2 separate regions of the Homo sapiens genome follow, and region 1 is linked to region 2. A link is a loop called in an ENCODE intact Hi-C map of the cell type or tissue named here. Cell type or tissue: OCI-LY7. All regions are shown on one strand. Each heading gives the region's core, and the rest is flanking DNA. Links, peaks and the distances in the headings are about the cores only.

Evidence for each region. A loop is a pair of places that touch in the nucleus more often than their neighbours do. Peaks named below come from ENCODE experiments on the same cell type or tissue, not always from the same donor. Only the 100,000 strongest peaks of a DNase experiment are listed, where the experiment ranks them.
Region 1: it touches region 2 in a loop (2.9-fold over the local background); 2 of 110 quality-filtered maps call a loop at or near these places.

The regions. Positions count from the first base shown.
Region 1 is chr9:132,376,405-132,388,703 of GRCh38, reverse strand. TTF1 (transcription termination factor 1) reads left to right here. Exons shown (of 11, transcript NM_007344.4): 8 at 476-565; 9 at 2,083-2,148; 10 at 9,560-9,645. Among named protein-coding and RNA genes, the nearest start is that of TTF1, 24 kb to the left of the region's middle. RefSeq lists enhancers at 4,817-4,866, 6,284-6,443. In OCI-LY7, for the core only: a CTCF peak has its summit at 4,871; DNase peaks (open chromatin) are centred at 4,163, 5,013, 6,483 and 8,133; H3K4me3 peaks cover 3,701 bases; H3K27ac peaks cover 6,897 bases.
Region 2 is chr9:132,262,831-132,275,129 of GRCh38, reverse strand. It overlaps SETX (senataxin), which reads left to right. Exons shown (of 26, transcript NM_015046.7): 24 at 3,322-3,420; 25 at 5,428-5,515; 26 at 10,145-12,299. The coding sequence ends at 10,891. Among named protein-coding and RNA genes, the nearest start is that of SETX, 86 kb to the left of the region's middle. RefSeq lists a silencer at 5,200-5,374 and enhancers at 4,475-5,460, 4,579-5,778, 5,461-6,447. In OCI-LY7, for the core only: CTCF peaks have their summits at 6,002 and 6,214 (motif pointing right); a DNase peak (open chromatin) is centred at 6,219; H3K27ac peaks cover 1,492 bases.

The DNA of each region.
Region 1 (12,299 bases), core at 1,788-9,787, 110 kb before region 2:
CAAGGCTGGTAATGGTAATAAGAGCAATGCCTGTCTGTGCATAGATAGTCAAAATACATTGAGGTCCAGGTACTGTGGCTCATGTCTGTAATCCCAGCACTTTGGGAGGCCTAGGCAGGTGGATCACTTGAGGCCAGGAGTTTGAGACCAGCCTGGCCAACATGGTGAAACCCTGTCTCTACTGAAAATACAAAAATTAGCCGGGCGTGGTGGTGCGCACCTGTAAGGAATCCCAGCTACTCGGGAGGCTGAGGCAGGAGAATCGCTTGAACCCGGAAGGTGGAGGTTGCAGTGAGCTGAGACCGTGACACTGCACTCCAGCCTGGGTGACAAAGTGAGACCCCGTCTCAAAAAAAAAAAAGAAAAGTTAGAAGTTGGTTCTGAATGAGAGCAATTTAGATAAGAAAAATATAGGATATTTTAATGAAAACTCTACCCTTGAAAGTAAACTATGTTTTTCTTCCTTTTAATGTAGGACAGAAATTCTAACCAAGAGGATGACTAATGGTCGGCGTATCTACTATGGCATGAATGCCCTGCGGGCCAAGGTCAGCCTTATTGAAAGGTATGAAAAATAGAAACGGATGCCTCTTAACTGTTTCTGTCTCTAGCCAAAGAGAAGTTGTTAACCCAGCAGAGTCTGCAGTGAGATTGCCAAGGTCCAAATCCCTGTTCCAGCACTTTCCGCATGTATTGTGGGCATATGACCTACCCTTCTAAGTCTCAGTTTACTCATCTTAACTCATCTACTGAGGATGACGATAATCGTACCTAGCTCTTAGTGCTTTCAGGAGGATAAAAGAAAATAACGTGTGAAACATACTGTATACTCCGTGTATTTTAGTCTTTGAAGCATTTCATATGGATATAAATTATTTACGCCCGTTGGAAAATGGGGGTAAATGACTCAGGCAGAGCCCTCCTGTGCTCCAGCATGAGCTTGTTGGTGTCACCCTTGCTTGTCTTTGGTTTTGTCTTTGAGTTCCTTGTCCATGCAGGGTCCCCCCTAAAGTGTTGAAGGGTGACGAGGAAAAGGGAGACATGGGCCCGTTTCGTGATGCGTGTGAGACTAGTGGACCTGGCCCATGTCGACTGAGGAACAGGAAAGAGCAGCAGAAGCCTGTGGGTTCTGGCCTTGCTGTCCGCCTTCATTCCCTCTGCCTCACACGTGAGCCCTGCCTAAGGCTCACTGTGGGTTTCCTGATCCTCTTTCCTAGGGGTGGATCGGGGGGTGGTTATGCCCCCGCCCAGTCTTCCCTGCTAGAGAGGCAGCATAGATTACCAGATCCAAGAAGGGCATCTCAAGTCAAGCAGGCCTGGGTTCCAGTGTCGGCCCCACCTATTAGTCATGCAATCTGGAGCCCATGACTGTGTCTCTTGGCACCATTTCCCTGTCTGTAGATTGGGGGGGGAGGGTTACTGTAAATGAATTTGCGCACTTTAAGGTCTTAACTTGGCTCGGCGTGGTGCCTGACGCCCATAATCCCAACACTGGGAGGCCAAGGCAGGAGGAGCCCAGGAGTTTGAGACCAGCCTGAGCAACATGTCAAGACTCCATCCCTACAAAAAATCTAAAAAATTAGCCGGGCATGGTGCCACGTGCTTATGGTTCCAGCTTCTTGAGAGGCTGAGGTGGGAGAGTTGCCTGAGTCCAGGTGGTCGAGGCTGCAGTGAGCCACGATCACGCCACTGCAGTCCAGCCAGGGTGACAGAGCGAGACCCTGTATCAAAAAAAAGACCTTCACAGTGTCTGTCACATAGTACAGATGTCCTCTTACTGTGTGTCTATGTTGAATGATGAGGTGGTGTTTTTTACTGTGAGAAAGCAACATGGTTTGTTGAGAGAAACAAAGGGCTCAGAAAGAGGAAAGAGGTCTTTTCAGCCCATCTCTGTAGCCCACCAACTGACTGACCTGGATTAACCTTGGGCTGGGATGCTGAGCTCACTGTGCATGTGTAACGAGGGAGCTGGAATGCGGCGAAAGCGCACATACCTTCCAGCTCTCAGCACTCCACGCGTCCATGAAGATGGCTATCATGATTATTTTTGCTTGAAAATTTAATTTTTATTTTTTCTCACAGGTTGTATGAAATAAATGTGGAAGATACTAATGAAATAGACTGGGAAGATCTTGCTAGTGCCATAGGGTAAGACCATTTGTTTAATATTAAACTAATTAAAATATAGAGATGACTTAATAAATACAATAACTCCCTATCATCTTACAGGGCTGATAATGATGCTGCATTTGGAATTTTGTATAAGTGGTGGTTAAAATTCAGTGTATTTGCTAGGAAACCAATTTGTTAGTGCAGAGGAAACTGTAATTTTAGGAGCAGTGTATACGTAAAGGCTCTGAGCTGCTAGGTAGATCAGGTTTTCATGACACTAAATACATCACTAGTTGGATATGTTTTTCATTTTTCTTCCCTTTTTTTAGTGTCACATAGATCATCACGCCTCAGGTGTTTTGTGATTACAGATTTTAGCTAGAGCATAATACCTATGGCCCACCCACCTCCCTCCTATTTCAGTTTTCCAGTGGAAAAATAATCGTGTAAGGAAGTATTACCATACAGTCGAGTTGACCTTGGCAGGCATTGGAGGTGATATTATAGGTACTTTAGTAACAATGAAGTGAATTTTCCCAGTACATACCTTTTATCAATTCCAATTATTGAAAAATCAAAGGCTCAGAATTACTCTTCACCCACCAAATACGAGGTGCCTATATGCCAGGCATTTTTCTAGGCTCTGGGGATACAGCATTGAACAAAAGACAAGTTCCTTGCCTGGTAGAGCATCCATTCTGCTGACACAAATGCCAAGTTTTGTATAGTATAGAATTAACCTAAAAACTACATTGATGATAACGATATCAAACTAATAATAATTATTGACTACCTTCTGTATACCAGGCACAGAGTAGGAACTCACATTTAGTTCTGGGAAGAGACTGTAAACAAATAAGCTCATTTCAGATAGCATGGTACCAAAAAGAAAACAAAAATAGAGTAGAAGGGACGTCGGGGGCAATCAGATAGAGTGGTTAGGGAAGACTATGGAAGCAGAAGCGGTGGCAGGGTAGCCATGCGGGGATGAGACTGAAGATGTTCGGACAGAGAGTAGTGAATGCGGACACCTTGAGCCAGCACTGGCTGGGCACATTCAAGGGACTGGAAAGGGACCAGGTGGCCCAGAACAGTGAGTAAAATGACGGCAGCGATGGGCTGGGTGCGTGTGCAGGCCAGACTCCCACGCCTCAGGGGACTTCAGACAGTTGACAACTCAGCACACGCTCCAGACATCCAGGAGTTCCAGTTACCTTTGTGTACCCAATTTGGAACTTTGTAAACACTAGCAATTCTCTGGTTTTCAGCCCAGCTCTCACTTCAAAATCATCTGGGGAACTTTTAAAAAATACCAGTGCCACGTGAATGGGATTGGTCTGGTGTGGGGTCTGGCTTCGCATGAATGGGATTGGTCTGGTGTGGGGTCTGGCTGTCAGGATTGTTCAGAGCTCCAGGTGACTCAGATGTGTTACCCTGCCGAGACCCCGTGCTTTAGCGCTGGTTAAATGACTTGGTCGGTTCCCAGTTAGAACGTTTTAGTTGTGTGTAACAATTCAAATACAGAACTGAATATCATGCCCCACCCATAAGGAAAAAGGACTTGACTGTTCAGTTTGATTTTGCTGTTTTTCTGGAATAGGTAATAGATTACGTAGTCCAGAATTAAAGAAACGTAGGCTGGGCACGGTGGCTCTTGCCTGTAATCCCAGCACTTTGGGAGGCCAAGGTGGGCAGATCACCTGAGGTCAGGAGTTCAAGACCAGCCTGGCCAACATGGTTCAACTCCGTCTCTACAAAAATACAAAAATTAGCCAGGCATGATGGCAGGTGCCTGTAGTCCCAGCTACTCAGGAGGCTGAGGCAGGAGAATCGCTTGAACCCAGGAGGCGGAGGTTGCAGTAAGCCGAGATCATGCCATTGCACTCCAGCCTGGGCAACAGAGCAAGACTCCATCTCAAAAGAAAAGAAAGAAAGAAAGAAACCTGAAAGGAAACACAGTGAAAAGTGTCCCCTTACCACTCACCAGCCACGCGTAGCCCTACAGGAAACCAGTATCTATTTTCCGTAGATGGTTTATGCAAAATGTCTGCAGGATCTGAGTGATGTTCTGATGGCTAATGTTGGCTATTTATACCTACTCTCTTTTGTTACTGCTTGAATAGGAGTTACCAGAGATTGTCTTTTCAAAGCACCAGCTTTGATTGCGTTGACCCTATCTTGTGATTATTCTAATGTCAGCTCTTTATCACGCCCTCCCTTCAGCTCTCTTTGAGTTTATTTTGCTGCTGTTCTTCAACTTCTTGAGATGGGTTCTTAGCTCATTTTCCATTTTTCTTTCTTTGTAATATACATTTAAGGCCATATGTTTTCTTCTAAGTACTGCTTTATTAGCAATGCCCAATTATTTTTTTCAGAAACTTTATTAGGAAAATTTTAGACAGATACAAAATAAATGAAGCTTCATGTACCCATCACCCCAGTTCAGCAACTGTCAAAATCCAGCCGTCCTTATTAAACATCTACATTCACTCCCTCCAATTACTGTTATCTGTTTTGGTAAATTTTACATACTTTGCAGCCTTAGTACCATTCAAAATTCAAATAATTCTAGTAATTCCATTTCTAGAAATACATTCTACAAAACAACTTCACACATACATGAAATGACTTGTATACAGAGTAACTGACTGCAAAAGGCCTGTTAATAGGGGACTGGCTATATATGTATTTTACCCATATAGTGACATTCTTTATAGCTACAAAAAATCATGAGAAAGCCCCTCGGTGGTGGGGCAAAGAAAGCGCCAAGATACAGTCTTGGGTGAGGAAACACTGCGTGGTTGCAGGGTGGTGTGCCAGCGCCACAGAACAGGAAAGCTGCAATGTGTGTGTTTATTCGAGACTTCCAGTCTCTGTGCTCTGGACCAAATAAATCAGACCAGCCCTCCCTCCAGCCCACCTGCCACCGAAGACACCCAAGAAAGGCAAATGAAATGTATGCAAAGTCTCTTAAAGGCTTCAAAAAGCTAAACAAGTTGCAAGAGTAACAGAAAGAACCCCGCATCCCCTTTACCCATAGTCGCCTCTTCTGAACATTCTGCTACGTTCACTTTATCATCCCTCTCTCCCTCCTCCAAGGGAATACGGTTTTTCCCATAACCATTCAAGAGTTAGTGGCAGATACCACTTCCCAAGCAAGGATGTTATTTTACATAACCATAGTACAATCGAGAATCAGGAAGTTTCACATTGATATAGTACACCCTCTAAAACATAGTCCACATTCAGATTTCACCAGTTGTCCCAGTAATGTCCTTGATAGCATTTTCCCCCTTTAATAATTGTTCCATTTCCTTAGTGTCCTTTTTTTTTTTTTTTTTGAAGACAAGAGTCTTACTCTGTTGCCCAGGCTGGAGTTACAATGGTGTGATCTCAGCTCACTGCACCCTCTGCCTCCCAGGTTCAAGCAATTCTTGTGCCTCAGCCACCTAAATAGCTGGAATTAGAGGCATGCACCACCCTGCCTGGCTAGTTTTTTTTTTAATTAGTTAATTTTTTTTTTTTTGAGACGGATTTTCACTCTTGTTGCCCAGGCTGGAGTGCAACAGCGTGATCTCGGTTCCCTGCAACCTCCACCTTCCGGGTTCAAGCAGTTCTCCTGTCTCAGCCTCTGAATAGCTGGGATTACAGGTACCTGCCACCATACCTGGCTAATTTTTGTATTTTTAATAGAGACAAGGTTTCACCATGTTGGCCAGGCTGGTCTCAAACTCCTTACCTCAAGTGATCCACCCACCTCAGCCTCCCAAATTGCTGAGATTACAGGCGTGAGCCACCACACCTGACTTTTTTTTTTTTTTTTTTTTTTTGTATTTTTAGTAGAGATGGGGTTTTGCCATGTTGCCCAGGCTATGCTTGAACTCCTGGCCTTAATCCCTCTCAAAGTGCTGGGATTACAGACGTGAGCCACCATGCCCGGCCTTCCTTACTGTCTTTTAATCTATGAAGATCGTCCATCTTTGCTGTTGATGGTAGTGAAATTTTGGAGGAATACAGGCTAGGTGTTTTGTAGAATGTCCGCAGTTGGCACTTGTCTGGTATTTCCTCTTGAGGAGATTCAGGCTGTGTCCTTCGGGCAGGAGTACAGCATATTCCTGATGTTTGCTATCACTGCATTACGTCACAAGGTACATAATTCTCGTTTTGACTTTTTTTTATTATTTAGCTAAGGCAGCATCTGCCTCTTTTCCCCACTGTATAAAAATACTGGTTCTTCCTTTGGTGGTAAGAAATGGCTGTGGGAAGACATTTTAAGACTATATAAAGATCCTGTTCCTCTTTAAGCTTCTGTCAGTTTCCTTGTGGTTTTCATTTGCATTTCTCATGTGAGAAGTGAGATTGAACATGGCTCTTGTGTTTATAAGCTGTCTCTCTTTCCCTTCACTGTGAGCCTTCACTGCACATAGCTCTTGCATTTTAATCAGTTCCTGCGATTGGAGGGCCCACCACTCTCGATATCTCAACTTACTGCTTGCTACGCAAGGGAGAGCTGGGCTGCAGAGCACAGGCCCTCTACGTGTTGCCGAGCATCATGGGGCTCGGGGATCAGTGACTTTCAGATGCAGGGATGTTGAGGGATTGTTTGGCCTTTGGTTTTGGAAGGTAGACAGTGGGGTGAGGCTGCTGCAGCCTGGCTGACTTCCAGAAGTGTGGCTACTGGTGTGAGGTCGCCATTGGTCCATTAGGAAAGATTTTGTTTTGTTTCTAGTCAATATTCTGCGGAACCATTAGGGAGGGTTTAAACTGGTTCTGGTGGTTAGTTATTTATGGTTTGGGATTATAACCAAACAAGAAAGGACAATCCGTCTCTTCCTTCTTGAATGTGGAGAATTGGAAATTCTTAGTCCAGGCCCTGCCAGGACTCACAGATACATGCCGTGGTCCCAAAGTCTTTTCTTTTCTAGCTCATCTGAGGGGCAGGGTGCCCACTCTTCAGCATCATAGGCCCCAAGCAGGGAGGGTGCCAGGTGCTTTGAAGGAGGTGACGCTGATGTGCACCCCACCAGCTCCCATCTTGAGAACGACTTACATTGACAAAGCCCTTTATAATGTCAAACCACTTTTTAAAAATTCAACTTTTCGGCCGGGCGTGGTGATTCACGCCTGTAATCCCAGCACTTTGGGAGGCCAAGGCGGGTGGATTGCTTGAGGTCAGGAGTTTGAGACCAACCTGCCCAACATGGTGAAACCCCATCTCTACTAAAATACAAAAATTAGCTGGGCGTGGTAGCAGGTACCTGTAATCCCAGCTACTGGGGAGGCTGAGGCAGAATTGCTTGAACCCAGGAGGAGGAGGTTGCAGTGAGCCGAGATTGCGTCACTGCACTCCAGCCTGGGCCACAGAGCCAGACTCCATCTCAAAAAAAAAAAAAATTCAGCTTTTCCATTAAATTTGTGTATGCTTTGTGACATTTCTTCAGATCACATGATTTTTAAAACTAAAATGGGTTTTTATGGTTTTAAATAAAATTACATGTTTAAAAACTGATTATTAAGCTGCACGTGGTGACACATGCCTGTTGTCCCAGCTACTCTGGAGGCTGAAGTGGGAGGATCGCTTGAGCCTGGGAGCCAGAAGTTGCAGTGACCCGAGATCACGCCACTGCATTCCAGCCTGGGTGACAGAGTGAGACCCTGTCTCAAGAAAATAAATTAAATAAAAATAAATAAAAGGGCCCCACAAAATCCAGGTAGGGGGTAACTGATGAACTGATTACCTATTTCAGATTTACGAATCTCAAAACTCTAAGATAGAGATTATGGCATCTAGTCAAATACTATTTGAAATACTACGTACTCTCAAAGTTTTAATAACAAAATGGTAAAAATTATATTGAAGGTTCAGTCTCCTCAGATTCTTAAAGACTTTGTGAATTATATAGGCAGGATTTAAGGATAGCATCTCCACCTAATGAGGTGTAACACTTGCTTGGTTTTAAAACGTCCAGATCAGTTCTTGTTGCTTCCTGAAGCATGGGCTTGGGTCTGCAGCATGTTGGGCGCACAGCATTATGGGAAGGGAAAAGGCACAGGCTGCCGTAGAGCTGGGGTTTCAGAGTGAGACAGATTTGGCATAGAGTCCAGGGACTCCACTTAAAGTCTGTGGGCAGTTGTTCCCTATTTGTCTGAGCCTTTGTTTCCTCATCTGCATTATGGTTTAATAGGCTGTCAGGAAGGCTAAAGGAGATAATGGGCCAGGTGCAGTGGCTCATGCCTGTAGTCCCAGCACTTTGGGAGGCCAAAGCAGGTGGGTCACCTGAAGTCAGGAGTTCAAGACCAGTCTGGCCAGCATGGTGAAGCCCTATCTTTACTAAAAATACAAAAATACAAAAATTTAGCTGGGCGTGGTGGTGGGCACCTGTAATCCCAGCTACTCAGGAGGCTGAGCCAGGAGAACAACCTGAACCTTGGAGGCAGAAGTTGCAGTGAACTGAGAATGTGCCTCTGCACTCCAGCCTGGGTGACAGAGCGAGACTCCATCCAAAAAAAAAAAAGAAGATAATGCGAGAAAGAGACATTGTCTGGTACCTGGCACATACGTCCTCAGCTAGTGGTTGCTGTGATGAAGAGGTCGGAAGAATCTGATCATCTTTTACCTCTACATACTTAGCAGATCAAATTCTTCATGCTAATCATTTTAACAACTGGATTAGTTAATTGTTTTTTAATGTTCCCCTTTTATTAGGAAAAAGTGCCCAAAAAGTTTAGTGGTTTTTTACTTTAAAATACAATTTAAGAATAATTTCTGACCCACTTATTGTAAATTGAAATGTTTTGTAAATTGAAAACGTACCAAAACCTCATAAGCATCTGCTCTTTTTAGCTTTGTGAAATAAACATCAGGGAACATCTGTCTTTGAATTGTGACCAATATGTATGTGTCCTGAGTGTAATGGTTAAGAGGGTAGGATCTGGAGTCACACTACTTGATGAAGTCCCAGCTCTATCCCTGATTAGCCATGTGAGCTTGGGCAACTTCTCTGTGCCTCAGTTTCCTCGTCTCTCCAGCACGAGGGAGAGAGTGGTAACTCCCTCCTTGAGTTGTCGTGAGGATTATTTATTGCTGCAGTTAAGGTGCTTAGGGCAGGGCTGAGCACAAGGTAAGCATCAGCCCGTTAGCCGGCATTATACTTTGCCTTCTATACTTTGCCTTCTCGACTAGTGATACAAGTTATCTTAATTTAAATAGAATCCATTCTGTACTACTGATTCTTTTTCCCCTTTACATTTTTTTAAACCAAATAAACAATAGCTTTCCATATTCCACAAAAATTGTGTCATATTTGTATCACACATGTATGATGATCTTATGTTTACGATAAAAAAAACTATAAACCTCACCTGAATAAATGTACTTACTACACTGTATTGAAATGATAGATTTTTAAACTAACTTGCTTTTTATCTTTTCTTTCCTTTTCTAAAGTGATGTTCCTCCATCTTACGTTCAAACTAAATTTTCTAGGCTGAAAGCTGTCTATGTTCCATTTTGGCAGAAAAAGACTTTTCCAGGTTAGTATTCTTAATATTTATATGGCTAAGAACATGGCATTTGGTGCCACATGCTGGTAATGAAAGTCACCTAGGCAGGTGACTGGACTTAGAGCCTCAGCTTCATCAGCTGCAAAATGGTGGAAACAGGCAGATTATAATCCCTATCTGACAGGACTTCCAGAAGTCCTAAATGAAGCATGAACGTGTAGGGTGTGGTCATCCCGGTGCTTGACACTTAGCGACCACTCTGTAAATAACTGAGTCCTGCTGGTGTTGCCATCACACACACACACTCGTGCACACAGCACATGCACACATGACATGCCCGTGCACCACACCACATGCAAGCACTCACACACACCACATGCACTCACACCACATGCACTCACACACACCACATGCATGCACTCACACACGTATGCACTCACACCACATGCACTCACACCAACCACATGCACTCACACCACATGCACTCACACCACATGCATTCACACACCACATGCACTCACACCACATGCATTCACACACCACATGCACTCACACCACATGCACTCACACCCACCACATGCACTCACATCACATGCATTCACACACACCACATGCACTCACACACACCACATGCACTCACACCACATGCATTCACACACCACATGCACTCACACCACATGCACTCACACCACATGCATGCACTCACACACACCACATGCATTCACACGCACCACATGCACTCACACCACATGAATTCACACACACACCACATGCACTCACACACACCACATGCACTCACCACATGCATTCACACACCACATGCACTCACACACACCACATGCACTCACACCACATGCATGCACTCACACACCACATGCATTCACACGCACATGCACTCACACCACATGCATTCACACACACCACATGCACTCACACACACCACATGCACTCACACACACCACATGCATGCACTCACACACACCACATGCACTCACACCACATGCACTCACACACACCACATGCACTCACACACCACATGCATTCACACACACACCACATGCACTCACACCACATGCATTCACACGCACCACATGCACTCACACCACATGCATGCACTCACACACACCACATGCACTCACACCACATGCATTCACACGCACCACATGCACTCACACACACATGCACTCACACCACATGCACTCACACACACCACATGCATGCACTCACACCACATGCATTCACACACACCACATGCATTCACACACACCACATGCACTCACACCACATGCACACACACCACATGCACTCACACACACCACATGCATTCACACGCACCACATGCACTCACACCACATGCACTCACACACACATGCACTCACACACACCACATGCACTCACACCACATGCATTCACACACCACATGCACTCACACACACCACATGCATTCACACGCACCACATGCACTCACACCACATGCATTCACACACACACCACATGCACTCACACACACCACATGCACTCACCACATGCATTCACACACACACCACATGCACTCACACTACATGCATGCACTCACACCACATGCATGCACTCACACACACCACATGCATTCACACACACCACATGCACTCACACACACCACATGCATGCACTCACACCACATGCATGCACTCACACACACCACATGCACTCACACCACATGCACTCACACACACCACATGCACTCACACACACCACATGCACTCACACCACATGCATTCACACACACACCACATGCACTCACACCACATGCATTCACATGCACCACATGCACTCACACCACACGCATGCACTCACACACACCACATGCACTCACACCACATGCACTCACACCACATGCATGCACTCACACCACATGCATGCACTCACACACCACATGCATGCACTCACCACATGCATGCACTCACACACACCACATGCATGTACACACATACACAGAAGCATACACATATTCCAGAAAGAATAAAAGACACCCAGTTCCTTCTTTGTAGCCATTTGTGGGTGGTTTAGATATGTAAGTCCCAAACTCAGATCATCAGAGCCATGTGAGGAACTTGTTAAAAACACAAATTTCTGGCCAGATGCAGTGGCTTATGTGTGTAATCCCAACACTTTGTAAGACGAGGAGTTCAAGACCATCCTGGGCAACATAAGAGAGACCCTCCCACACACACACACCTATCTCTACAAAAAATACAAAAAGTGTCCAGGCATGGTGGTGCTTGTCTGTGTTCCCAGCTACTTGGGAGGCTGAGGTGGGAGGGGGAGGCTGAGGTGGGAGGATTGCTTGATCCTGGGAGTTCCAGGCTTCAGTGAGTGTGATCGCACCACTGCACTTCAGCTGGGGTGACAGAGCGAGACCCTATCTCAAAAAAAAAAAAAAAAAAGGATACAGATTTCTGGGCCTCATTTCAGACCTACGTACCAATTCCTAGTCTCTAGACCGAGTCCAGAACCTGGATTTTCACTAACGAGCTTGCAGGCCTGTGCTCTCTCATGCAGTCTGCACGGCACTGGTATTTCTCCTGGACCTGCCATTTGGGTGATATCGTACCCTGGGCTGTGATGAAATGCGTCTTTGCGTTCAGCAGACATCACTACCCGAGTTTGAATCCTTATGAATTCCAAGGCCTCGGGCAAGTCTC
Region 2 (12,299 bases), core at 2,809-10,808:
CTGGGATGCTGCTGGCTTTCATAGACTTGTGCTGTGTGGCTCCTGGGTAGACAGGTTACTTCCTGGCAGTTGGAATGTCAACATTCTCCTTGGCAGTGGAATTGACTAAGAAACTTGCCAGGTCTTTACCTTTTAGTTCCATGACTTGTTCATCTGAATTCTTGTTCTAGCAAGACTAAAAGTAACATTTCACTTTAAATAAATGATTTAACCCTTGTATTGCCTTTATGTATAGAATGAAAATCATGTTTTTGTTTCCTTCTTACCTCAGCAGTAAAATTAAAGATTAAATATTGGAGATCCATAACCTTAAAATCATCTTAACTTAGAAGCACACAGACTACCAAAATCGAATCTAGAAAACAATAGAAAATCAGACCTGTAGGCTGGGTGTGGTGGCTCACACCTGTAATCCCAGCACTTTGGGAGGCTGAGGCGGGCAGATCACCTGAGGTCAGGAGGTTGAGACCAGCCTGGGCAACATGGTGAAACCCCATCTCTACTGAAAAAAAATACAAAAATTAGCCAGGCGTGGTGGCGCGCTCCCGTAGTCCCTGCTACTCGGAAGGCTGAGGTAGGTAAATCGCTTGAACCCAGGAGGCGGAGGCTGCAGTGAGCTGAGATTGCCCCACTGCATCACTCCAGCCTGGGTGACAGAGCGAGACTCCATCTCAAAAAAAAAAAAAAAAGAAAAAATCAGACCTTTATAACAAATAATGAAACATTTCCCAATAATGAAAAGCCCAGAACCAAGCTAAGCTGGTGAATTCTATCAAATATTAAAAGAAGAATGAACACAAGTCATTCTCACATGCTTCCAATAAATAGAACACTCAGATTCATTTTTTGAAGCCAGTATTACACTGATACCAAAGCCAAGGGAAAGTATCACAAGAAAACTACAGATCCAAATCCTTTATGACTAGATACAAAAATCCTCAACAAAATAGTGACAAACTGAATTCAGCAGGTTATTACAAGGATTTATACATCAAGACCAAGTGGGATTTATCCCAGGAATGCAAGATTGCTTCAACATATGAAAATCAATATGATATACCATATTAGAAGAATGAGGAGACCCACATAATCAGCTCAGTAGATACAAAAAAAAGTTGCACGGAACCCAAAATGCTTTGATGATTTAAAAAAAAAAAAAGAATACAAAGGAACTTTTTTTATTAATAAAAGGCATTTACAAAAAACTCATAGCTAACGTTATACTTCATGGTAAGAATGAAAGCCTTTCCTCTAAGATCAGGAGAGATGTTTGAAACTCTTAATGCTTTTTTTCAACATTGTACTAGAGGTTTTAGCCAGAGCAGTTAAGTAAGGAAAATAAATAAAAAGCATCTTTACTGGAAAGAAAAAAGTAAAACTCTCTCTTCATAGGTGGCATGATCTTATTTCTAGAAACCCTAACAAAGCCATTCAAAGGCACTATTAGAGATAATAAGCTTAGCAGGATACAAGATTAATATGTGAAAGTTGATTATATTTTGATGCAACTAGCAATGAACAATCTGAAAAGGAAGTTGAAACAATTCCATTTACAATAGCATCAAAAAGAATAAAACACTTCGGAATAAATAGAACCAAAGAAGTATAAGACTTGTACGCTGAAAACTGCAAAACGTTGTTGAAAGGAATTAAAGAACACCTAAATAGGCCGGGTGCAGTGGCTCATGCCTGTAATCCCAGCACTTTGGGAGGCCCAGGTGGGTGGATCACCTGAGGTCAGGAGTTCAAGACCAGCCTGGCCAACATGGTAAAATCTTGTCTCTACTAATTATACAAAAATCAGTTGGGCATGGTGGCACACGCCTGTAATCCCAACTACTCTGGAGGGTGAGGCAGGAGAATCACTTGAACCCGGGAAGCAGAGGTTGCAGTGAGCTGAGATCACTCCATTGCACTCCAGCCTGGGCGACGAGAGCGAAATTCCATCTCAAAACAAAAAAAAAACCACCTAAATAAATGTGAAGACATCCTGTTTTCATGGACTGGAAGACTTAGTGTTGTGTTGTTTTTTGCATTTTTTGTGTGTTTTTTCATTTTTAGTAGAGACAAGGTCTTCCTAAGTTGCCCAGGCTGTTCTCAAACTCCTGAGTTCACACAGTCTTCCCAAAGTGCTTGGATTACAGACATGAGCTACCATGCCCAGCCAAAGACTTAGTATCAGCGTGACCATTTCTGTAAAAAAGGCAGTTGGATTACATCTGTAGATCAATTTGGGGAGCGCTGCCACCTTAACACTAAGTAAATAACTTGTACTATGTGGTACAATGAAATATTAATGAAGAAAGGGATGAAGTTCTGTTACATGCTACAACATGGATGAACTTTGGAAATGTTATGCTAAGGGAACAGTCACAAATAATCACATTTTGTAATTCCATTTATGTGAAACTCACAGTATAAGAAAATCTGTAGAGACAGGAAGTGTATTAGTGGTTGCCAGGGAATGGAGAGAGGAGGAAATTCAGGCTAACCTCCAAGAAAATGTTTTTAAAATGTCTTAGCAGCCGAGCATGGTGGTGCATGCATCTCCTTGGGAGGCTGAGGCAAGGAGGATTGCTTGAGCCCCAGAAGTTTGAGTCCAGCCTGGGCAACGCAGTGAGACTCTGTCTCTCTCTCTCTCTCTTTTTTTTTTTAAGTTTCTTTAAAAATAAAGACTGTAAGGCCAGGCATGGTGGCTCACATCTATAATCCTAACATTTTGGGTGGGTGAGGTGGAAGGATTGCTTGGGGCCAGGGGTTTGAGACCAGCCTGGGCAACATGGCAAGACCCCATCTCTACAAAACATGGAAAAATTAGGGTGGTGGTCCATGCCTGTAGTCCTAGCCACTTAGGAGGCTGAGACGGAGCTCAGGTGTTCAAGTTACTGTGAGCTATGAATATGCTGGTGCACTCCAGCCTGGACAAGAGTGAGGCTAGACTGTCAAAAACCAAAAAACTAAGCCGGACGCGGTGGCTCACGCCTGTAATCCCAGCACTTTGGGAGGCCGAGGCGGGCGGATCATGAGGTCAGGAGATGGAGACCACAGTGAAACCCAGTCTCTACTAAAAATACAAAAAATTAGCTGGGCATGGTGGCGGGCACCTGTAGTCCCAGCTACTCAGGAGGCTGAGGCAGGAGAATGGCGTGAACCCGGGAGGCAGAGCTTGCAGTGAACTGAGATCGCGCCACTGCACTCCAGCCTGGGCGACAGAGTGAGACTCCGTCTCAAAAAAAAAAAACCAAAAAACTAGTTTATAAATATGTATACTTAATAATTATCTTCCTTTTTCCAGTAAATATGTTTCTCTTTTGTAAATAGACCAGCAGAAGTAGACACTGTGGATGCATTCCAGGGTCGGCAGAAGGATTGTGTTATTGTTACGTGTGTCAGAGCAAATAGCATCCAAGGTTCAATTGGGTGAGTTACTGTCATTGTTGCTCTTTTATACTTGTATACATTGTTGCTTGTTTATAGTTCAGGATTAGGTTCATTATCACTGTTAGAGAACACCATTTGCTTTTTTAATTTTCTTTTGTGAAAACCTGTGTAATACTATGAAAGTTTCTCTTTTAAGTTGTGAAATAGACCCACTGTTAGATCTTGGTGCAATCTTGGCCCACTGCATCCTCCACCTCCTGGGTTCAAGCGATTCTTCTGCATCAGCCTCCCGAGTAGCTGGGACTACAGGCATGTGCTACCACGCCCAGCTAATTTTTGTATTTTTCTGTAGAGACAGTGTTTTGCCAGGTTGCCCAGGCTGGTCTCAAACTCCTGAGCTCAAGTGCTCCACCCACTTTGGCCTCCCAAAATGCTGGGATTACAGGCGTGAGTCACTGCGCCCGGCCTTGGTGTCTTTTATATTAACCCATTTCATAGTGTGAATCTGTTCTTTTATTTAATAAGATTCAAATAAATAATTAGATTATACTTTGCAGAGGCATATTACTCCCCATGGTATGTGTCAAAGTGTCATTGTTTTCTGTGTTTTCCTGCTTTGGCTAAATTTGTTCACCTTAACTACTGTCAGTTTATTTAAGATGCTAAGGACACCTGTATGAGTGACAGAAAATATCCCAAGCCCAAGACTCTTACATGATTATTTGTTTCTTGTCATGAGAAGCAGACAGAATTTACAGGTTATAAATTAGTTCGTTTTCAAATAAAATAGTAATTAAAGTAATCTTTGCCCCTCCCTGGGATGGGCTGCATATACAGAGCCCAGTTGTATCTCAGGGTCAGTTTATAAATAGACCTTTCTTTCCCAGCTAATTTGAAATTTCACTTTTATCATACATCAATTCTATTTCTGAGCTCTTTTTCTGATCTACTGAAATATTTATCTGGTGTTCATGTATTTCTACACTAGTTCTACAATATCTTAACAGTCTAGATATATTTAAATGTAAGAATAAAGTGATTAGGCTGGTACCACATTTTTAGGATTTTTCAAGGCTTCAAGATTGCACTGTTAAAATTTCCAATTATCTTATCCAGGTAAAAATAGGAAATTGATAGATGCATCACTTTGAAGGAAGCCCCGAGGTTTTGGTTTGTTTCCTGTTTTTAATAGGAATTCTTCTGTGCCCGGTACCCTGTATTGGGACGGAGAGTAAGAAAGCACTGTGACTTCTAGAGGAGTGAAGGAGTCCCGGAAAAGCTGCCTGCAGTCCACCTGTGTCTCACATGGGCATGCTGAGTCATTCTAGAGTTCACCTGTGTCTCACTGGCATGCTGAGTCATTCTAGAGTCCATCTGTGTCTCACATGGGCATGCTGAGTCTAGAGTCCACCTGTGTCTCACACGGGCACGCTGAGTCATTCTAGAGTCTACCTGTGTCTCACATGGGCACGCTGAGTCATTCTAGAGTCCACCTGTGTCTCACATGGGCATACTGAGTCATTGTAGAGTCCACCTGTGTCTCACATGGGCACGCTGAGTCATTCTAGAGTCCACCTGTGTCTCACATGAGGATGCTGAGTCATTCTAGAGTCCACCTGTGTCTCACACGGGCACGCTGAGTCATTCTAGAGTCCACCTGTGTCTCACATGAGGATGCTGAGTCATTCTAGAGTCCACCTGTGTCTCACACGGGCACGCTGAGTCATTCTAGAGTCCACCTGTGTCTCACATGAGGATGCTGAGTCATTCTAGAGTCCACCTGTGTCTCACACGGGCACGCTGAGTCATTCTAGAGTCCACCTGTGTCTCACATGAGGATGCTGAGTCATTCTAGAATCCACCTGTGTCTCACACGGGCACGCTGAGTCATTCTAGAGTCCACCTGTGTCTCGGGCTCACTGAGTCATTCAAGATTCCACCTCTGTCAGACACGGGCACGTTGAGTCATTCTAGAGTCCACCTTTGTCTCACATGGGCATGTTAAGTCATTCTAGACAAAGAAGGAACTCTTTTTTTATTGCCTAGATTCCTGGCAAGTTTGCAGAGATTGAATGTCACCATCACACGAGCCAAGTACAGCCTCTTCATCCTCGGACATTTGAGGACCCTGATGGTAGGTACCAGAGAGCTCAGAAGTTTACCCATTGTTACTGTTGTTGGATTGAGTTTTTGTTCTTATTTTCCATCAAAGTGTAAATGATTTCTGGATTACAAAATAATGGTTGTTATGTTTTCCAGCAACTTCTTCCTAGGAGCTTTTGTGTACACGTGAACCATTCGCCTTTTTTCAGCCCAGAACCCAAGTATCTACACTGGGCTCTCAAGGTGACCATTTTAAAACAAATTATCCACATCATAGGATTATTGTTAAGAAGGTATATTAAACCCACAGATGTAAAGTGCCAAAGCAATTGCTTGGCACTTAGTAAACACTCAGTAAATGTGGCTGTTATTGGCCCAGCTTAATGCCAGAGAGAGTTTGCAGGCGCGTGCTCTGCTCTGCTTTTCTGCTGGCACTGGGAGCTGTGCTGCTCACTCTGTTTCTCCAGCACTTAGCGCCTCCGGCATTCTTCTGCCAGGACAGGCGCCCCTCTGGAAGAGGTGTACGAGTTTCCAACTTCAGTAGACAAATGGTACAGCTTAATTCACTGATATCACAGCTAGATGTAGCACGTATTTGCTGTTTGTCTTATTAGGGGTAATAACTTTGTAGTTTTCCTCATTTCTCTTTTTTATGAAGTCATTGATTTCATCTAAGAAGAGCCAACTTGGTGGCTGTTTCCCCTGGTTTTGGTTCCTGCCACCAGGTGGCGCTCAGATACACCTTCTTTCTTGTTTCACTCCTCTATCACCTCCAGCCTTTGTCGTCTGTGTGCCTGCTCTGAAGGAAGTTTTAAAAGCTGTGTACCGTTTATTTTTATGTACCTCCTATTTTTAAGTTGATAGAAAAAATCTTTGTAAGTTTAAATATTACTGAAGATTATGCTTCTGATGTATTATCAATATTGACATTTTAAAATACAGCAATTAAAATTATTACATCACTCTTAAATATATCCAGTGGAATAGAAAGCAATATTATTTTATTTTTTCCTCTCTTTGAAATTGTACTTCCATTCCTGCTTGTTTAGGCTAAGATTCACTGGGGTAATCTCTTTTTAGAATTAAAAGCCTTTAAGTTAATCTCACTGATCTACACCTCTCTCACAAAAATTTCTGTATAACTTGAAAGTTTAAAAAGTTGTTTTCCCCTGGCGGGAGTGCAGTGGCACAATCACAGCTCACTGCAGCCTCCGCCTCCTGGATTTAAGCCGTTCTCCCACCTCAGCCTCCTGAGTAGCTGAGACTATAGGCGCATGTACCTAATTTTTGTACTTTTAGTAGAGAAAGGGTCTTACCATGTTGTCCAGGCTGGTCTCAAACTCCTGGGCTAAAGTCATCCCACCTCGGCCTAAAAAGTTGATTTTTATCACTATTTGGGGAACCCATGTGAAGGGTGCATGCAACCTCTCAGTACTTTCCTTGCAACTTCCTGTAAATCTATAGTTATCTCAAAATGTAGGTTTGGATTTTTAAAAATTGCTTTTCCTGTGACCATAAGCATCTGAGTGTTAAAACGTGATCTCTTATCAATTGAATAGCCTGTTAACACTTATTTGTACAGTTGAGCAAAACAAGACAAATATATTTAATATCACAGATTTTGATCATGTTTAAACCTGACAAGTAAATGAAATGTTGCTAGAGATACATCTTTTAGTGATGCCTTGATTAAAGGAGGCTTTGTGGGCACTACTGTTTTTCATCCTCCCTTAAGTTGGCACCTCATGGTGTTGATGTGTCTTGGCAGTGCACTCTGGATGGATGAGGCGCATCATGATTGTGAAGGGTGGGGTGCAGGAGGCAGGGCAGCCCAAGGAGGACATGGGAAGTAGGGTTTGCAAGGTTATTCTGTAACCCTTTTTCACATTCCGTTTAGACAGTGTTTGGGAGCCCCTGGGTCACACTTGCACAACTGTGCAGACCACTGACCTCCAGCTAATGGCACCGACATTGTCTTCACTCTAGGAAGGCAGTGCTACAAAAAGAGACAGACGAGAATCTGAAACTTCCCGACATGTCAGCTGGGCTTCCTAACTTTTTTTGTCCTTGGGCTTTTTCTTTGTTGTTTTGGGGATTCATTTGCTTTTGTTTCTAAGTTTTTAGCCTAGTTCCCCTTATGGGAATGGGATCAATCATTAAAGCGTTTGATTTCCTCTGAGAAACCAAGGCTAATAGTGCCTGCTCAGAACTGTTTCTGTGATCTTAGGAATGGATTAAACACCAAGTTTAGGTGTAGTGAACTTAGCAAAAATTGCAAGGCCATCTGCTTCACATATGTGTTTGAGCCACAGGCTAAGGATCTCTAGAGATCTGAGTGAGAAAGAGAACTGAGCCCCCAGAGCCTGGCGCTCCCTCCACAGACCTGTCTTCAGTATGCCAGCCACCGGGCCAAGCATTTTATTCTGGTCACATGACTTTCTCCAAACCTTGAAAAACTACTGTGAAGTCAGCTTATTACCATAGTTCATCAAATTCAAGAAACCATTCATTATAATATACACCACTATTTTATGTACCATTATTAGACTATGACACAGTGCCTTATTTTCACTTAGAACTTTCATATTTATTGAAAGGACTCTTAAGACTTTAGACAGATTTTTACCATATTCTTATCCATACATAGAAAATACAAGTAAAATAATAGGTTAAGATATTCCTAAAAATATTTCACTTTCAGAATTTAGCACGAATGAATCACTTCCCAATCCATAGTCATCAGTGTTGTCATTCATCCCAAGTGCAATAATAAGGTTGGCAATTTAGCATTTGCTAAGAGTTACACCATTGTCTCCAGGATTTCTTAGAACCCTTTATCTCCAGTGTATAAGGTTTTTTTGGGGGTTTTTTTTTGAGACAGAGCCTCACCTTGTTGCCCAGGCTGGAGTGCAGTGGCACAATCTCAGCTCACTGCAACGTCCGCCTCCTGGGTTCAGGCGATTCTCATGCCTTAGCATCTCAAGTACCTGGGATTATAGCTGTGCACCACTACACTTGGCTAATTTTTGTATTTTTAGTAGAGACGGGGTTTCACCATGTTGCCCAGGCTCGTCTTGAACCTCTGACCTCAGGTGATCCGCCCGCCTCAGCCTCCCAAAGTGTTAGGATTACAGGCATGAGCCACTGCACCTGGCCCAGTGCATAAGTTTTAATGCTGGTGTTATCTTGTCTTATCAGAAAATGTCTGTAGAAGGTTTTCAGGCATTATTTTTAAATGGTTTATTGACTAAAAGTCTAAGGGTTATAATTGCCTCATCATGTAATTTCCAAGGATAGGTACATGGCCAAGAGGCTCCCCAAGGTCAGAAATGCTAAAATGTGAAAGCAACGTGCACTTTAGAATCCATTAAATAAAATATTACTCCTATTTTACAGATGAGGAAACAGGCTCAGAGAGGTCAAGTGACTTGACCAAGGTCACACAGCAAGTAAATACTGTGCAGCCTCACTGCTTCCCTAACATACCTTTATGAACAGTACAGGAGCCCCCATGAGAGGGTAGCTATCCTTTTTCTTCTTTTCTTTCTTCTTTCTAAAGAGACCCGAATTCTAGTGGTTGTAAAGCAGCAGCCTCCTCTGAAGAAACTCGGGAAGAGAGGAGAGGTGCATGTGTTTGGCAACTTTCCCGATGGGATTTAATATCTTAAGCTCCTGTAGGAAACAGGCAGAAAGTGAGATGATATCTTGAGATCTCGGTGGATGAAGATGTTTTAGCCATTCGGGGTTTGGGAGGCCTTTAGAAATCCAGTGAAAGCCTTGGGCCTTTTTCTAGAATAGTCACATGCACTCAGAAGTTTGCTTTCTGAAACCAGACCTTCCTGTTTCAGAACGTTAGCCCTGCCAAGAGGTGTAGGCAGTACTCTAGATCACCAATGTCCAAAGGACCTTTCTGTGATAACGGAAATGTTTTGTGTCTGCACTGCTCAGTACAATAGCCATTAGTCGTGTGTGACCGCTGTGTACTTGAAATGTGGCTGATGCAATTTAGGAACAGAATTTTTTATTTTAATTTATTGAAATATAAATAGCAACATGATGCTCCTAGTGACTAGTGCAGACCTGCGTTGCAGTTGAATGCACTGATAAAAATGGCTGAAGTTCGGCCAGGCACGGTGGCTCCTGCCTGTAATCCCAGCACTTTGGGAGCTGAGGCGGGCGGATCATGAGGTCAGGAGATCGAGACCATCTTGGCTAACATGATGAAACCCCGTCTCTACTAAAAATACAAAAAATTAGCCGGGCGTGGTGGCGGGTGCCTGTAGTCCCAGCTACTCGGGAGGTTGAGGCAGGAGAATGGCGTGAACCCGGGAGGTGGAGGTTGCAGTGAGCCAAGATCGCGCCACTGCACTCCAGCCTGGCAACAGAGTGAGTCTCTGTCTCAAAAAAAAAAAAAAAAAAAACAAAAGTTGAAGTTCTCCATTATAGGTTGTGACCAGGTCTTATTTTTAGGAATGGGACTTTATCATTTTTTATTTGAATTTATTTTTTCCTTTCATCCTTGTCTGACGAGTAATGAATCTTGAGAATATGTTCATACAATAATATGTATTATTTGTTCAGAAATGAAAGCTGGAACTCTATGCTTCCCAAGCAGTGTCTCTTTGGGGTGTAATTATTTCTCCCTTCTCATTGTTTCAAGGAAAACCAGCATTGGAATCAGCTGATTCAGGATGCTCAGAAGCGTGGTGCCATTATTAAGACCTGTGACAAAAACTATAGACATGATGCAGTGAAGATTCTGAAACTCAAGCCTGTGCTGCAGAGAAGTCTCACTCACCCTCCTACCATAGCCCCAGAGGGGTCCAGACCCCAGGGTGGTTTGCCCAGCAGCAAGCTAGACAGTGGATTTGCCAAGACATCTGTTGCTGCTTCTCTATACCACACACCCTCTGACTCCAAGGAAATTACTCTTACTGTTACTTCAAAGGACCCTGAAAGACCTCCTGTTCATGACCAACTTCAGGACCCACGACTGCTGAAGAGGATGGGCATTGAGGTCAAAGGAGGAATATTCCTTTGGGATCCACAACCCTCGAGCCCCCAGCATCCTGGAGCAACACCTCCTACGGGCGAGCCGGGCTTCCCTGTCGTTCACCAGGACCTGAGCCATATACAGCAGCCCGCTGCTGTAGTGGCTGCTCTGAGCAGCCACAAACCTCCCGTGCGGGGCGAACCTCCAGCTGCCAGTCCCGAGGCTTCCACGTGTCAGAGCAAATGTGATGACCCGGAAGAGGAGCTCTGTCACAGGAGAGAGGCCAGGGCTTTCAGTGAAGGGGAGCAGGAGAAGTGTGGTTCCGAGACCCATCACACCAGGAGGAACTCTAGGTGGGACAAGAGGACACTGGAGCAGGAGGACAGCAGTTCCAAGAAAAGAAAGCTTTTATAGGAAAGCCCAGTGACATGGGCCAGCAGCCACAGCATATTGTAAACTGAAGATGACCAGCTCGTGGGACCATCTAGATAAGCTTGTTTTTTGTAAGGAGTTTGTGTGCTGTTGGAAAACATGGAAAATGCATCCTTAACACCTGAGCCTCTGGTCATCTTCAGTATTTTCTGTCATTTGCAAAAGCTTTCAGAGGGCATTGTGTATCCGTAATAATGTCCTTGAAGTCAGAGACTGGAAATGTTGATCTCTTAGTCTTCTATAGACAAGGAGGTCAGACTGGAGTGAATGTTGTAAAAGTTGAAATGTATATTTGTATAGCAAATAACAAAATCCTTTTAAAATTTAATCTAGTAGACCGCTTTTCTTTCCCCCTGTTTAAAATGTTAATCAGTTTTCAACAGAACAAACTTTATATTACCAAAAAAAAAAAGATGGGAGGAGGGCGGGTCCTTTCAACCATTGTTAGAGCAAGACAGATAATTATTTAACAGCCTAGCTTGGAATAAGCTGAGTTAGTGCTGGTGGGTCAGGTGTCTCTGGCTCTATTAAAAAAAGCAAAAACCCCCCCAAAAACCTGGAGTCTCCTAGGGGACACTTTGGGCAGCACGGTTATGTTAGGTAAAGTCTTGCTGACATGGTGCATTTTTAGATAGAGTGCATTGGCCCAGGGTATTATATTTCTGTGATGAGTTCATTTACCTGTTTCAGTATGCACATAGTTCCCTAGCTAAAATTCCTAATCTTCTTGAGAGAGAAGAATATGGAGTGAAAGAATAATTCTTGAGCTATCATTCAAATGCTCCCAGCATATTGTGAGCCTTGTGTGACTGGTGAGGTACAGACATTTGGTTGCCAAATGCTAGATTAGCGCTGGGTCAGCTGTGGAAGAATCGCCTCAGCTTACAGATTGTCAGACAGATCTAACTAGTTTTCCAGAAAGCCTGGGAAGCTGTGTGTTCAACATTTCCCAAGGGATTCTGATCACCAGGCAGCTTGGGAACCACTGGGGCAGGCCAAATAGAATATTTTGGGCGGGAAAGAAGCACCCGATTTAAAATGAAGCGTAACCAGAGGAGTTCAGAACTGGGAAGAGAGTGGTAGACTTCCTGTGATCTTCAGAAATCATCTACCTGGTAAAAATACATGCTGTTTAGAATATCTGATAGGTGTTTCCAGCTACTATTAGAGGTGATAGTGCTTTTGTGGGGGAAAAAATTGGTCATGGTGAATGGAGATCGAGGAAGCTCGGGACAAGGGAGGGGTGGGCTGCCTGATTTTGTCCAGTTTTCCAAATATCCACGCAGTGAACTGGAGTATCCTAAACATGAGAATGTACAGTTGACAGTTGTAAAAACTAGGGATCTGTAGTGAATGCTGTGCAGCCCCATATCTCATTTGGGGGTAGGAA